Regions from separate parts of the Homo sapiens genome. Here all the other regions are linked to region 3. The links are chromatin contacts, found by Hi-C or POLR2A ChIA-PET in ENCODE. All regions are on one chromosome and are shown on one strand. Each heading gives the region's core, a stretch centred on a gene start or an enhancer-like site at or near the end of the contact. The rest is flanking DNA. Distances are from core to core; before and after follow the strand shown. Region 1 has its middle 70 kb from the start of KLHL8. Region 2 overlaps AFF1 (ALF transcription elongation factor 1). Region 3 has its middle 45 kb from the start of MIR4452.

Evidence for each region. Hi-C counts contacts between places; a loop is a spot of excess contacts on that map. ChIA-PET counts read pairs that join two places held with the same protein, here RNA polymerase II (POLR2A). Pooled maps may share reads with other maps.
Region 1: a pooled map shows a loop between it and region 3 (6-fold over the local background). The contact joins two enhancer-like sites. A Hi-C loop is called at or near these places in 2 of 37 single-sample maps with no recorded cell type and 12 of 50 pooled maps. POLR2A ChIA-PET finds 5 or more read pairs at or near these places in 1 of 52 experiments (OCI-LY7).
Region 2: a map of esophagus squamous epithelium shows a loop between it and region 3 (7-fold over the local background). The contact joins two enhancer-like sites. A Hi-C loop is called at or near these places in 4 of 168 maps with a recorded cell type or tissue (CD4-positive, alpha-beta T cell, esophagus squamous epithelium, mammary epithelial cell and 1 more) and 13 of 50 pooled maps.

Annotation. Positions count from the first base shown.
Region 1 is chr4:87,148,919-87,152,263 of GRCh38, forward strand. No RefSeq gene overlaps it. Among named protein-coding and RNA genes, the nearest start is that of KLHL8, 70 kb to the right of the region's middle. RefSeq lists a silencer at 2,100-2,149. Within about 2 kb of position 2,078, at least 2 of the 41 ENCODE cell types and tissues checked have a DNase peak (open chromatin) inside an H3K27ac peak, as active enhancers do.
Region 2 is chr4:87,119,110-87,122,764 of GRCh38, forward strand. The region is part of intron 12 of AFF1 (ALF transcription elongation factor 1); the gene reads left to right. Among named protein-coding and RNA genes, the nearest start is that of KLHL8, 100 kb to the right of the region's middle. RefSeq lists an enhancer at 1,022-1,597. Within about 2 kb of position 1,867, at least 20 of the 41 ENCODE cell types and tissues checked have a DNase peak (open chromatin) inside an H3K27ac peak, as active enhancers do.
Region 3 is chr4:86,495,351-86,498,962 of GRCh38, forward strand. It overlaps a transcript of MAPK10 not described here. Among named protein-coding and RNA genes, the nearest start is that of MIR4452, 45 kb to the right of the region's middle. RefSeq lists an enhancer at 3,324-3,433. Within about 2 kb of position 1,546, at least 4 of the 41 ENCODE cell types and tissues checked have a DNase peak (open chromatin) inside an H3K27ac peak, as active enhancers do.

The DNA of each region.
Region 1 (3,345 bases), core at 828-3,327, 650 kb after region 3:
AGGTGGGCGGATCACGAGGTCAGAGGTTTGAGACCAGCCTGGCCAACATGGTGAGACCCTGTCTCTACTAAAAATACAAAAATTAGCCAGATGTGGTGGCACACACCTGTAGTCCCAGCTACTCAGGAGGCTGAGGCAAGAGAATCGCTTGAACCCGGGAAGCGAAGGTTGCAGTGAGCCTAGACTGCGCCACTGTACTCCAGCCTGGGCGACAGAGCAAGGCTCTGTCTCAAAAACAACAATAACAACAACAAAAAAAACTGTCTTCAGAACTATGTGCAAGCATAGGTACATCCTATTTATTTTATGGTTGCTTTTCTACAAAGAGTTAAACAATACTATCCACATAAATAACTCATCAGACTTGGCTCCAAAACACAATTGCAAAAGACAGAGGATAAAAATGTGTCCCTATTAGATAATTTCAGTATCTACCTAAGTTGTTTTCTTTGGGCAATGATGGCAGCACCATTGGAGTAAGTTTAAAACCTCCATGTTAATTCTTTAAAAACCAGTATTCAGCCAGGCGCGGTGGCTCACACCTATAATCCCAGCACTTTGGGAGGCCGAGGCTGGAAGATCACCTGAGGTCAGGAGTTTGAGACCAGCCTGACCAACATGAAGAAACCCCCGTCTCTACTAAAAATACAAAATTAGCCAGGTGTGGTGGCGCATGCCTGTAGTCCCAGCTACTCGGGAGGCTAAGGCAGGAGAATTGCTTGAACCCAGGAGGCAGAGATTGCAGTGAGCCAAGATCGTGCCATTGCACTCCAGCCTGGGCAACAAGAGCAAAACTCCGTCTCAAACAAACAAAAAAACCCAGTATTCATAGTGTCAACATTTTATAGGTTCTGATACATGTTTAAAAATTATCTTAATCTCCTTCCTCATATCCAAAGCTTACCCCCTAGACTTGGCTAAATGTTCTCTTATCCTAATCTTTATACTCCCTTATCCACCTCTAACTGATAAGTGGAGTGGACCATACTTACTAAGGAGTGGAATCACTGTGTACCCAATGTCACATACAAAAATGCCCCCTCCTTCCCCTTACCTCAAATTGAGTAAAGCAGTAGGTCAACCATAGGCAGTCCCATCCATCAGGCTCTGCTATTCTGTGTTCAGGCGTAAAATACACACATGTATACATGTGATTTCATAGACATGTCAGGACAATAAAATGCATTGTTGGGTAATTTGGAAATCTAAAGCCTAAGAGCTCAGGGAAATTTCACATATATACATTCTCTCCACTTTCTAAAAAATAAATGACATCACCTGTGTGAGTGATAGCTTTAAAGCAAAAACTTCTTATGTTAAATCATTAAATGTTTGCTTCTACTACCCTAATTTCCTGAAGCCACATCTTTTTTTACTTACCAAATACACATGCCTTAAATAAGTAAATCCCTGGCCAGGTTCCTTACTTAGCTCAAAGTTTTAACTTTTTTTTTTTTTTTTTAAACATGCATAGTGTTCTGTCCTTTCAGCAGAGCCCTAGGAGCAGCCGAGACCTAGTCTCCTAAATTTTTACAACTCTCCATAGGCATATTTACAAGGTGTTACCTGAAAATACCAACAAGCCACCAGACACATTTGTGTCCAATTCATTAAAAAGAATTTATATTCATTCCACTAGTAAAAATGATTTATTCCTCTGGCTCTGATTTGAAAGGATGTAATAGGTTTGAGTAAACAATAACCATCTCTGGCCTTTTTTCCCCTTCTTTGTAGGCGTTAGCCACTCTACAGGTCTAAACCCTTGTTATAGCAAAAGATCTTAGTGCATAAAGTGGATAAGATCTAAAGCACACAAATTTAGTTTTGACTATAATGTACCTCTTGGGATTATGTAAAAGCCACAGCCAACCAGCTCAGCTCCTGGGTATTATTAATAGTAGTAATGAAGTAAAACATTTTGAAACTGGACTCAAATTGTGTTCAGTGTGCTAAACCAGGGATGCTGTGAAATGAATGTAAATTTTAACAAGCCTGTTCTGAGCTTTAGACTTCTCATTAGTGCCCCTTTCCCAAGTGTAATGTGCAGAATGAGCCACTAGAGGGCAATCATTTTCTTTAGGAAAAAGATGCTGTTTGAAAGCACTGTACATTCATTTAACCACAATGACACCATGTCTCACACCCAGGAGAATGGATATAATCAAAGGAAAAGGCAATATCAAGTGTTGGAGGGGACAAGGAGCAACTGGAAATCTCATATGTTGCTGATGGAAACATATGGTACTGCCACTTGGATAACAGTTTGCAGTTTCTTAAAAAGTTAAAATCATGTTACAATAAAACCCAGCAATTCCACGTATATGAAACTACCCAAGATAAATGAAAGCATATGGTCAATTAAGATATGTTCATGAACATTCATGGCATCACACATAATAGACAAAAATTGGAAACAATCCAAACAACCATTATTGGTGAATGAATAAACAAAATGTGATATATGCATATGAGGGAATACTATTCAGCTATAAAAAATTCTACACTATGGATGAAGTGAACCTCAAAAATATTATGCTAAGTGAGAGAAGCCAGATGCAAAAGATTAAATATAGTGTGTGATTCAATTTATATGAAATACCCAGAAAAGACAAATTTATAGACAGAAAGCAGATCAGTGGCTACCTAGGGTGAAGAGAAAGGAGGGGAGGAGTGGGGACTGACTGCAGACAGGCTCATGAGAATTTCAGGGGGATGATGAAAGTGTTCCAAATCTGGATTATGATGAGGCTGGCACAATGCTACAGGTTTACTGAATCACCATGTACACTTACAGTGGGTGAATTTAATATAAATCATACTTCAATAAAGCTAACAAAAAACACACTGATTTAGCACTGCATTAGAATAGGTACTGGGAAATGAAACAAGTGAAAGAAAGAAAACTAGAGCACTGTGTATTAGAATGTAATACAAATAGCCACTATGTCATTCGGTCCTGAGCTCTGGCTTTTCAGACAGGAAAAAAGCTCACTGTTTGCAAACAGACTAGGGAAATTTAGGAATTTATGATCAAGTAAGAATTTTATTACTTTTGGCCAAAGGCCATTACATTTGTTACATTAAACAGAAACATTTGTTTAAAAAGGAAGGTTGTAAAGTTTCAAGCAGAATGCAATTATTTTCTGACTCTCCATCAGTACTTTGGAGTCATATTTATGAAGGGATTTAAAACACATCAATGTGCTAAGGGTCTGATGTTATATAAAATAACTAATAACTTGAGATATTCAGGGCAAAGAGAGACACTTGAAGTGACAGGCATATCCATACCAAGTAATTTTACATTTCCTGAATTATCCTTTTATAAACTAGTTTAAATTTACT
Region 2 (3,655 bases), core at 617-3,116, 620 kb after region 3:
TATTCTCCTGCCTCACTGGGGTTACAGGCATGAGTCACCATGCCTGGCCTATGTTTTCTTCTTCAGAATTCTTAAACCAAGCTTATTTTTTTCCAGATTTGGAAGAAAAGTTGAACTCAAGAACCACAATATATACAGTAATACACAACCAGGCCAGTGCAATTGGGAGCCCTCTAAAAATGTACCTGGCTGGGCACAGTGGCTCACACTTGTAATCCCTGCCCTTTGAGAGGCTGAGGCGGGTGGATTGCTTGAGCCCAGGAGTTCAAGACCAGCCTGGGCAACTCTGTGAGACACTGTCTCTGAAAAAAAAAAATTAGGCACAGTAGCGCATGCCTGAGGTCCCAGCTACTCGGGAAGCTGTGGTGGGAGGATCACTTGAGCCCAGGAGTTAAAGGTTGCAGGGAGCTGTGATTGAGTCACTGCACTCCAGCATGGGCAACAGAGTAAGACCCTGTCTCTAAAAAAAGAAAAATAAACACGTAACGTGCATAGAGCTACATGTGTGAGCCTTGCATTGTTCTAGGAGCTCATAGAGATAATTCCTCACTTCATTCAGTCATCTTACAGATTCCTTTCAAATGAAGGATAGTCTGTCTTAATTGTCATTTAGATGAATAACTGAATAAGGAGGTGCATTCATTCAAATCTTTTTTACTTTTTCTAAATAATCGCTTTGCTGACCAAGACACTTCAACTTTTTTGGGAAAGACATTCCAGTGCTATCATTTATGCGTTTTGAAGAGTGAGGAAGGGAAGTTATGATGTGTAGTAGGAAAATGCAGTTTTATTGCAGGGAGTGATTGGTTCAGTCCTTCCCTTCCATCCAAGATCTGACTGTCTTTTCTTGGGTTATTGCTCCAGATCAGCACCCCTAGTTATCGTTCAAAATGAAAGCTCATCCCTTCTGATTGACTAAGGCCACTTACATCTAAATTTCTTCGTGCCTGTTAGTTACCCTGAGGAGAGCACCACAACCATATGCATGTGATAGCTTAGGCTGTTCTGAATCATGCGTTCCCTCACCAAAGAGAAAAACAAGTGGATGAATTTCCCTTTTCTGTAGCACTCACCCCAGTGAACATAACCTGTCTGCACAGCAAGTCCCTGGGCCTGATCTTGGTACAAACTTGAATTGGTGTCCCTTGTGTCTTTTTCATATTGAATCTCCTTCCGAGGCGAATCACAGGGAAGTCCCTGAATTTCCCCAAAGACTGCTTCTCCAGTTTTCTGTGTTGCATGTGCTACCAAGCTCATTTGCTTCCTTTTGGAAGAGGATAATAGAGCCTTAGAATTTAGGTGCGGAAAGAACCTTAGTGGTCCCTTGATCAGCTGCCACCTTTTATAGATGAGATCCAAAAAGGCACTAACATGGCTTGACTGCTGAGTAAAAATAGATCTGCAGCTCAGGCATGCTGCCTCCTCCCAGTCCCGTGAGCTTTCCTCTTTTTCACATGTGTTTTCTCCGTACAAGTGTCTGTTGGGAGGATTCTCAAGAGGCGCACAAGGTCGGCGTACTGGCTCTGGCGCTGCCGGTGAATAAGGTGGTTACCGCGTCAGCCCCGGCTTGGTTCCTCCACGGCCCCCACCACTGCCACTCAGTGCCCACACACATTCCTACTCCACTTTAGCTACTCCTGCAGATGCTCCCATCTTCCTTCACAGCCAAACTCCTGGTTCACTACATCTTTCCATCTGCTAGAATCTCTATGGCACCAAATAAGTGTCAGTTCTGGAAAAAGCCACCTTTTCCCTGCTTCCTACAAGTGTCTGCTTGGTGAGCTGGCTGCACGGCAGCGCAGCCTGCCGAGAGGCTTTCCCTGACGGAAACTGACTTGGCCCCTTGCAAGCCCATGTCTTCCTTTTATGGCCTTCACTCTTGCCCTGTGCTCCACTGTGGGTGGAGCAGCATCTGGCAGAGATGATCAGGGCTGCCTGACCCAACAGGTTAAGAAAAGCAAACAAGTCTGTGAGGACCAATTCGTCAGCCGGCAGCCTCCCTTTGTGGAAGGTGAGGCACCATCCTTGAGACAACTAACCTAGTAGAAAAAGAATTTCTGAAACCCAGACCTTAAGCCAGATTCCCTGAAGTGGGGATGACCTGGGGATAAACCACAGGGCAAAGGGACTCCTTTTTCCTCCTGAAGAGAGAGTATCACCTCATCTGAATGGCTTCTTGACCCAGAAAAATCTAAAGAACAGCATGCCTCCTGTTTTACGGCAGGTCTTGTTCTTGGAATTTTGGTCTGCATTTCTGCTCACCCAATATTGCATGGCTCCCATGTTAATGACCCTTTCCTACATCCATCCACTTAAAGTTGTAATGCAGTCCTGCATCCAGTGCCCTCAGCTGTGTCCCTGAGCTGTTAAGCTGAATTTCTGTGCCAACTGACAAATACCGAGTGCCTACTCTGGGGAAGCCTCTGTGGCTGTTCCAGACAGAAGATGACAAAGTTCTAAGTGCATAGTGTACAAAAAACCACTAACTTCATGCCCGCTGGCTTGATCTCAACAGTTAAGCAAAATCAGCAGAAGGGGACTTTTGCTTTATTTAGTTTGATGGCTTCCTTTCTACCAGCTTATAGAATATTATCTGCTTCTAGGTTGCTAAATATCAATATAAAGCATATTATTCCAGTAAGTGCCAATGCAGTTGTTAGATGCTGGCGCTGAAGTTAGTGCTCACTGCATTCTCTCTTGTTGGCTGTCTACTTGAGTCACCGATTGGCACAGCCAGAGCTATAACCAGTCTGTGAGGATTGATTTGCCCTGACTTGTATCTTCATGTGTGGTCTATAAGGTCTGCCAGATTGGCTTATAGTCACAACCAGCATGTCCTAAGCAAAATGAAACTATATGAACAAAAATCAGCTCTCATTTCACTGCTAGACTTTGGTGTTTTCTTTAAGAAGTAGCCTTGTTAATGCTTAGTTTTGCCTTGGGGGCCTTAATGTGTCATTAACTGCCTGGAAATACCTTTCATTTAAAAAAGTATACTTTAGTACCTAATGTTCAATTTAGTATCGATCTGGATATTTTAGCAAATTTTGACTTTTCAAAGACAAAGTTTCTGTCTTGTAATGTTTCTTGGGCCGGCTATACTGCCTTTCATCTAAAACTCACTACAGTTCACTGGGCCGTTTGGTAACAGGGTAACCTGGGCATAATTAGGTGCTTGATTGACAAGAGAGTTACCAGTACCAGAAGTCAGGTTCTATTTTAACCCCATCATTTCCAATTGATTGTTTTTCTCTCCACCATTATTCACTGTCTCTCAAGTGTTAGCACTCTGAGTTGTTGAACGGAGGTTTGTATGCTGCGCAGAGCCCTGTCGCAATGCCCCAGCAAGCTTCTTGTTGGCATGTGGCCACTCTAAATTGTGCTCCAGGATCTGCTATGGGTCCATGCTTGCAGGAGAAACAGCTGTGTAGAATTTCCTATTGCATTTCATTTGTGGGTTTAGAACTCGGTTGCTTATTTCATATTGTCTCCCTTTTCAGTCCTTCAAGGTACATTTTTCCAACTTCTCTAATGAATTATTACATTTCTGAGTAGCTGATATGTTTTTATCTTATCTAAGCAGTATATTTATAATTCCTTCTTTGCATTGGCTAATCTGATTAGTAGTTCAGAACCCAATTTTCAGATTGTCTAT
Region 3 (3,612 bases), core at 296-2,795:
ACCAAGCCCATGGCCAATCTGGCCTATCCACACCTCCATCTATCCCTTCCCTTGAGACTATTTTGAAGGAAATCCTAGATATCATATAATTTCCCTTATAAATATTTCAGGATGAATCTCTAAAATGCAATAGCTTGTCTTTATAACAAAACTAACACAACTGAAATATCATTATCACATCTAAAAATAATTCCTTAATAATATCAAACATTTAGTGTCGACATTTTAATTGTCTCATAAATATTACAAATAGGGGTTTTCCATGGTGCTTATTTAATCAGCATCCAAACAAAGATGAGATATGGTAAATTATTATTGTATTTTAAATATCTTTTAATTTTCATGTTCCATTTTCCTCTCCCTTTTTCCCCCTCTTGCAATGTATTTGTTGAAAAAATGTGCTTTTATGTCCTATGAACTTTCTCAGTCTGAGTTTGACTGACTGATTACATCTCCTTGGTATTTTAACATGTTTGTCCATCCTTTGGGTTTTCTGAAAATTGCTAGCTAAATCTAGAGTCATCATCGGATCCAGGCTGAATTTTTTTGCATATATTAATTTTTACCCAAAAAAACTATAAGAATAATCTCAAGTTTTACCAAAAACTTATTAACACATTTTTTCTATAATTCATGCCAGAAGATATTACATAAACATCAAAAATTTGAAATTTAAAAGTGAACAAAGGGCTTCATTTTTGTGGAAAACAACATACACACTCCATTAACCAAAAATAAACACAAGAAAAGTTCAAAAAAGCCCAAATGCTATAGGGACAACAACTTCAAATTAACCCAAGGATCTAAATAATGCAAAACCTGATATTAGCTACATGCTTTCCAGCCATTAAAATAGAGACTTAGATGTTGAAAACTCTATTTTTGATTCAGAGACGAGCTTTGTGCCCCGGGTTTTGGTTCAGTTTGCCTCAGCTACCACTAGAGGGAGGCCAATATGCATTTGAAAAACCCAAACATAAAAAATTGGCCTGAACCTGGAAGATTTCCATTTTTAAGTTCTTTTTAAAATATCAAACATAGTTCTTATTCAATATTACATATCATTTATTTTGTGTTTTACTAGGAAGCTTCACACTAAATTAATTTTGTATTTGGAATCTGCCTATAATGCAAAGGAAAAATACAGCCCTTTTGTGGCCTATACAAAGTACATGATACAACAGGTACCCCTGAAGTCCTCCTTCACCCCAGATCTTTTCAAGGCATTGAAAGGTACAAGAATACAAGGGGACTATGTCATGGTGACTAGGTTAAGTTTTTTTAGAGATTCTAAGTGCTTTTTAAGAATGCAGTACCCCAACTCCCTTACAAATTACAATTTTAAAGCAATAAACTATAAAACAAGCATAAAGAAATCCAACAAATTTCTATTTTCCGATGACAATTAATTTTTTCTGGTGAGTTAGAGGAGAAATATTTAATTCCCCCCCCACCCAACAAAAAACATTACTCAATACTCCTTTGCTGGAGGGCTAAGCACACGCTTAGTCAGCTTTATAGATAATCCAGATAATCCAGTTCTGCCTCCCATCCTGCAAATAATTAGCTAAAATGTCGGCACTAACTAATCTCTCTTTTGCCACAAAATATGCACATTCCTTATAATGCTTATGCTTTACATTAACCTAGCTCTTTAAGATTTATAACTCATTTTCACATGCTATTTCATTCTATCCTCAAAACTTTATTTTTATGGGAGAGTATTTTTCCTGCTTTATAAGAAACCAACACTCCAAACAATAAAAATTTGTTTACAAAGTTTAGTTATATTTCACATAAACAGGACTCAAATTCAGTGCTTCTAACTTCTAAAACTCAGGTACTTTATGGTTCTACTGATGAGGCTATTGTCAGGAATTTCACTTCCCCTATGAACAATCCTGTTTCTCATTGTCAATGCCTGGAAGATTCTAAAAGCATCAAAGTCACACTTATGCTTTCCATTTCCGTAGACTTGGCAAGGAACTATGCGGGCATGCACTGAATGGCCAGTCTCAGTGCCAAATGGAAAACCTATCCTCAGGCTCCTTGGCTCTGCCAGGTCAGAAGACTCAGAGCACACACTACACTGCAGCTGTTGAGGCCATGGGAAGTAGGACCAATGGAGTGCAGCCCTATGAGGCATATAGAAGGTGCTGAGGTTGGAGTTTTTCATGGCAATAACAAATGTACCTATGATCACTGATCACAGACATCTTTCCCAGCTGGTGGGGGCAGTGGCAAGTCTAAGCCATAAAACCCAGCAGAAATAAAATCTGTCCAGGGCTAAGTGGTGTGCTGATGATTTTTTAACAACCAGCTCTTCTGGAAAGGAGGAAAGAAAGCCCTGGTTTGTAGTTTGCCAAAACTCCCACCATGGCCAATTTCGAGTGTACCAAGCAAGCATCATATCATTAAATATGAAGTTGAGAAGATACGCTAACAATCAGCACTTGCACTCCACTCCTCAGTCCCTATGCCTAGAGCACCCCACTCTGGCTGTGCAAATATTAGGAGCAGGGTTGATTAGAAAACCCTCCATTCCATACCACTATGGAATCTATGGATGGATTTTCCATGAGCACAACTGGCTTCTTGGACCATCCCTTACTTCTCTTCAAGGGTAAAGAATTTATTTATCTAATTGGTGTGTTAGGGAGAAGCAACTGAGCATGCTGAGCTAAGCTCCTTTCTGCCCTTTCTCTCAGGGATCTGTCTGCCTGAAGACAATGTGCTTTCTGTTTTGGCTGCTGTCATGAGATAAAAGTCAGTGGCCTTATGCCACAGTTTTCAGGACAGTCCTGGCATTTCATCCCTTCGACTCTCAAAAGTGTCTTGGTTTGCACAACAAATTATGTGTCACTTTATGTAAAAGGGACTAACCCTGCAGAGCAAGGCCTGGCAGGCAACCAGAAAAATGGCTATTTCTGGTGCAGTCCTAGGAAACCTACTGTTACCACACAACTGAGCCACATTCTTCAATATCACTTTTATTGATAATAAACCTGACATTTTGATCTTCATCGGTTTGATTATTTTATCTAACTCTAGTTATATGCCAAACACAAGGAGTAACAACAGAGCCATCATTTTGGAGACTCTTAAAACTTCATCAAACTGAGTGCCCTGAAAAGTGACTGGTTGTGGCTTTTAGATAAGAAGAAAGTGGAAGTCCACACACACAGAAACAAAGGAGACTAGGATCATTAAGACAATTATCCACAAGCTCCCAAATCTACATTAAGAAAACAAAATACTAAAAATTTTTAGTGAGAGTTGACTCATAACAGCACTGCTATAATAAGAATTTAGAATTAAATTGAGGTGGCTTTATAAACCGTGGGTCACCACCACAAATATGTAGGGTACACCACTCTGTTGCTGCCTAAGCGTATTTAAGCTAGCTACCACTAGAGGGACCCTAATCGCCAAACATCATTTATAGCTAACCTTAACAGCCCTTTTCCTTTCCTTCAGACCCTTGTTTATCTGTATAGATGTAGTTGTGGAACACCAAAGTGGCACTCAAAGAAAGTAAAATAACAAAGTTCTTAATATTTGTGAAGTACTGAAACATGCACTGTTTCAGACTGTGTCTCCAAATTAACCTCT